Linked DNA regions of Homo sapiens: region 2 is linked to region 1. A link is a loop called in an ENCODE intact Hi-C map of the cell type or tissue named here. Cell type or tissue: heart left ventricle. All regions are shown on one strand. Region 1 has its middle 15 kb from the start of CXXC5. Region 2 overlaps PSD2 (pleckstrin and Sec7 domain containing 2).

Region 1 (2,500 bases):
TTGCCTGGGTTTGACATAATAGGAAGTCAGCAGCTTTCCCTGCAGGTAGCTCCCACCCTCTAGCGAGGCTAGACCCAAGGCTTCCCTCCTTATTCCAGAAACTTTCTTAGTTGAGATTCCTTTGGATCCAGCAAAATCCCTCACATGATTAGGCACTACAGCAGGACTCGTGGAGCTCTCAATACACCGTTCTCCTTAGAGTCTATCAGTAGGCAAAAGCTTAGGTTCTAGGTACCAACAGCACCCAGGCAGCTTTCCCCATCTAGGGGCAGTGGTAGCTAATTCTCACAGCCCTGCCTGGGGCTCCCAAATAAACTCCTTGACCTGGGAATTTAGATTCCCTGCCTGCCCCTGTCCCTGTTAGAAGGAGGGAGCCATGGAGAATGTGGCTGACAGGCCCCAGGCATGGGGGGCTCAGCCACTTGGTGGGCTCAGCAAATCTGGAACATTTGCATATCCAGATGGCCAAGCCTTGAATTTCAAAGATTTCCCCATGAAGAGGCAGCTGGCTTCCGGGTGGTGGCCCTGGACGCTCACACCTGTTGGGCTGGAAGACTGAGGAGACCAGGGCCCCAAAATACAAGATAAACTTGAAACAGACAAGAACATTTCCCAGGCCCTATCACTAGCCCCCAACTCTGCTCCTTCTGTCCCCAGGCCTCCATCTTCAAGGTCTAAGGAGCCATGTGCTGGTTGCCCAGGGTAGGTGGGCAGGCAAGTGATAATGGACTGCTGCCTCTGTGACCTGCTAGAAATATGGGATCTCCTTGTTCACATGCAGCAATAGACAGATCTTTTCCTGCATGTAACCTGGAGCTAGGTGGGCAGAGGTCCTAACCTGGAGCCTGGTTCACCTATTCACACACAGAGACATGGCTGCCATAGCAACGGGGAGGGCAGAGGGGAGCTGGCAGCTTGACACTTCCAGTAGGCTTTGGGCTGAAATACAAGTCACTAACCTTTTCCTTCACTGTAAGGCTGAGAACCTGACTGAACTTGGCACTGGCCCATCTGATTCTGGATATACCACGCACAAAGCTTAAGTCCGAAAGAATCTCCCCACTCCAACAAAAGCCCCTCTCAGGTTGTGCCCATGCAGATTCACTGACCACACGCCTCACGGTTGTCACAGCTATGGGTCACCACTGCCCTCTGCTGGCCACTCAAGGCACTAGCATCCACTCAGACACCAAAGCCATCATCTCACTCCCCACATAAGCAAACACACTTCAGTCATCACCTCCATCTGTGGGCACTGAAATGCAACTCCATTCAGCCGTCCTCTGAGCCAGGGGGCTGACAGGAGACAGGAAGAACAGGGACCACCTCAGGGACACAATGTATTAAGGAAGAAATCACAAAGGAATTCTGCTCCCTCCAATATACATCTGAAACTTCAAAAGGAAGTGCCCCCCGCCCTTTTTTTTTTTTTTTGAGTCAGAGTTTCTCTCTTGTTGCCCAGGCTGGATGCAATGGCGCGATCTCGGATCTCGGTTCACTGCAACCTCCACATCCCCGGTTCAAGAGATTTTCCTGCCTCAGCCTCCCAAGTATCTGGGATTACAGGCATGCACCACCACGCCTGGCTAATTTTGTATTTTTAGTAGAGACGGGGTTTCTCCATGTTGCTCAGGCTGGTCTTGAACTCCTGACCTCAGGTGATCCACCTACCTCGGCCTCCCAAAGTGCTGGGATTACAGGCGTGAGCCACCACGCCTGGCTGGAACTGCCTTTTTATGAAGCTTGGAGGTTGAATCCAGGAAACAGTACCTGCCCTATAACTTGTTATGCACCAGAGCCTCCCCAACTTGCCTTGTTTCCTCCAAAGGAGGACTAAGCTGAGGTCACTTGGAACCATCCTTCCAAAAAGCTCACCTTCTCTGGCAAGTTTGGGAAAGCCTTGGTTTCCCTTGTTCCTTCTGTCACTCTGCAGCAGGTGACTGAAAGTCTCAGGTGCCCTCTCAAACGAGGCCAGCTCCCCTCGACTCTCTGTGCAACACATGACAGGTAGCCACACCTTCCAAGATGGCAGTGATGCTGGCTAGGAGGAGAAACTGCCCACAACGACCAAATCAGTATTGCCCCTTAATCAGATGGGAAAAGCTCCAGACAACTGTCACCACATAGGTAGCTTAGCATTTGCCAACTACCTCAAACATGGAACACTTCTCTTACCCAAGATGGTGCTGGCTCTGCGTCCCAAATGTCAGATTGTATTTGTGGGTTGTTTCTAGAAACCTCCAAGTCAGAGGGCCCAGGAGCTTTGGAGCTTCTAAAGCAATCTCATTTTCTATGGAGAACTTTAAACCCAAGGAAAGCTGGCAATTTGAAGACTAGGTTTTAACTCAAAAAACCAAACCCTCCCCACTCACATTTTCCAGAGGCTCTAAAGTTTAGGGAAGGGTGACATCTTTTTAAGATTTAAGATTTTTAAGTACCAAAAAGGAAGTTTAAACAGAATTGAGAACAAGTGGCTCAGGGCAGGGAGAGGTGTGCCTGG
Region 2 (2,500 bases), 210 kb before region 1:
GGTGGTGATGACAATATCCTGTGCCTTGCATCCTTGTATCACACAGCCAGAGTGACAAAAACTAGATGAGAGGGAGTCGATGGAAAAAAATAAAGAACAAATTAAAGTTATTGTATTTATTGTGGGGGTGCTGGGAAAAAGTATCTGCTACAAAAAATTTTAAAAAGGAAAATAATGAACTCAATCCTGCATAAACCTGCAACTCACTGGCCCCTCCCGGCCCCCTTCTGTTGATCTCATCCAGGCCCCTCTGCTGTCTCTGGTTTCGTAGTTGACTTTAAAATTCTCTGAGAGCCAGTTATTCTTCTCTGTGACTTGTGGCTTCTGTAGGATCCCAAATTAACTCCATATGAACTCTTGGGGAACCCATTGACCTTTGTGTGGTCCAGCTTATTGTCCTCGTGTGACCTTTCTGGGGGCTCTAGGTTGCTGTTGCTTTCTAAATTTTAGAGTCAGAAGCCACCCAATGAACCCACCAATCTCTATGTGGCCCTCGGTTGATTCTGAATGACCTCTTGGTGAACTCACCGATCTTTGCATGAGCATCGGGTACCTTCATTATATGCTTTGAATCCTACAGTACCTGCCATATGTGCGGAGAGTCCAAGGCCAGAACCTAACAGAGTTCTTTCCTCACCTGTCATCCACCCATTCATTTCACAGGTATGATTAGGACCCGGGAACACATGTGGCCAGAGAGGCCCCTTCTCCACTCTGCCTCTCAAACCTCTGCCTGGGGAAGCCTTCCCAGTGGCCTTTCAGGAAGAGTCGCAGTCCTGTCAAGCTACTTCCCTACCACCGCCCCGTCGCTGGAACACGTAGGACGACATTCAGGCAGCTTCGCAAGTCAGAGGCTTCATCCCCACTTTCCCAGTTCTTTCTTTTCTCTTCCAGGTCATTTTTTGGCTTCTCTTTCCAGCCCCTCCCAGAGGCCCAAGTGGTAATGGTAACTGCCTGTTCTTCTCCTCACGAAACTGTGAGCCCCACGAGGACAGGCAGCCAAACTTCCTCCCACCACCGTATCCCCATCACCCCGCCCAGCGTGCAGCACACAGTTGGCCCTCATTGAATGAGAGGATGAAGGCGCAAGAGACACCGTCCTCAAGGGGCAACCCCCAGAAGTCCCTGAGCCCGAGGCCACTTCCCAGGACCACCAGGTGGCGCAAACCACTTATTGCATGTCACCAGTCCTGAATTTGAACAGTCCTAGAAAATGGGCATGTTGGAGGCAGCAGTTGTGGGTGGTGAGGATCCATTCGAATGCAGGAAGAACTATTAGAACTTTGACTTAGATTTATTTTCATCTCATCTTTTTTAAATTTCTATTTTTGTGTATGTTTTATAATGTACATAATATTTTAGTACAGTAGTACATGTATATAATTTACAAATAAATAATTATACAATTAAGGAAGTGAACTAAACATTTTTTTACTGATGGGAGGCACAACCCATGCTCAGGAAGCACATCTGTCCACAGCTGCCAGAGCTCCTGGCTCTGCTCTCCACTCACCCGCCCTCGGGAAGTGAAGGGTGGGACACTGACCCCGAAACTCACAGAACTTTTGAGGCAGCATGGGGAAAGTACAGAGAGCTCTTTTGTGGTGCCACATGGCGTTTTCAATTTCATTTAAGTGAACATTTACTTCCTCTGAGCAAAACGAAGGGGCCAGATGGTTTGGGTCTAAAACACACTTCAGCTGATCCAACTTAAATAATCTGAATTTAAATCACTACATCTCTCCACATACTCAATAGCCCCTTGCCTCAAATGTGAGTGGGCCTGTAAAGTTAGATACTTAGTTGCAAGCCTGGCTTATTTTATTAACTAAGTGTGTTACCACTGACGCCAAATTCCTGGCCAAACTACAGTAATCTATTTAAACAATAGAGAGGATTCGCTCTTCATAGCCACACTGAATGTGCCATCACCCCCACCCACTTGTCAGTTGGAGAAATGCAGGGCTTAAAGGTGCTAGCTAATCCGTGATCGTCAAGTGGCAAATTTCTCCACTCTTCCCAGATGTGGCCTTGGCTAAGCCTTTCTGATTCACTAGACAAATGAAAGAAATAGCGACAGAAAAACAATCAATAACTTGTCATTCCACCTTTTCCCACAACCAAGAATTAAGGGCTTCCATAACCGTCCTCCGACAAGCATCTTTGGGCTTGTTGACAAGCAGCCATTTGCGAGACAGAGTGTCTTTTATTCCTATAGCAGTAGATCTGTCCAAGAGGCCACCTCTGGAGCTCAGAGACCTGGCAGCACCAACATAAAGACCCAAATATAAACAGGGCCGTGGTCCCATCCGACTCACACCCCAGGATATCCATGGGACAAACGGGGCGGTGCATACACGCTCTATTTTTTCCAAAAGTATCATCGGTAAGAGCAGTATAAGTCACAGGTCAGCTGGAAGAGGGAAAAACAGGGCAAGGGAGGCCAGCACTGCCTCCCCCTTCCCTCCTAGAGCGTCAGGAATGCCAGGGGGCCAGGTGC

Evidence for each region. Peaks named below come from ENCODE experiments on the same cell type or tissue, not always from the same donor. Only the 100,000 strongest peaks of a DNase experiment are listed, where the experiment ranks them.
Region 2: a loop joins it to region 1, with 2.9 times the contacts of the local background. A loop is called at or near these places in 22 of 110 quality-filtered maps.

The regions. Positions count from the first base shown.
Region 1 is chr5:139,632,122-139,634,621 of GRCh38, reverse strand. No RefSeq gene overlaps it. Among named protein-coding and RNA genes, the nearest start is that of CXXC5, 15 kb to the left of the region's middle. RefSeq lists an enhancer at 1,004-1,298. In heart left ventricle, CTCF peaks have their summits at 950 and 1,151 (motif pointing left); a DNase peak (open chromatin) is centred at 1,141.
Region 2 is chr5:139,843,242-139,845,741 of GRCh38, reverse strand. It overlaps PSD2 (pleckstrin and Sec7 domain containing 2), which reads right to left. Exons shown (of 15, transcript NM_032289.4): 15 at 1,276-2,500. Among named protein-coding and RNA genes, the nearest start is that of PSD2, 49 kb to the right of the region's middle. In heart left ventricle, a CTCF peak has its summit at 1,153 (motif pointing right); a DNase peak (open chromatin) is centred at 1,137.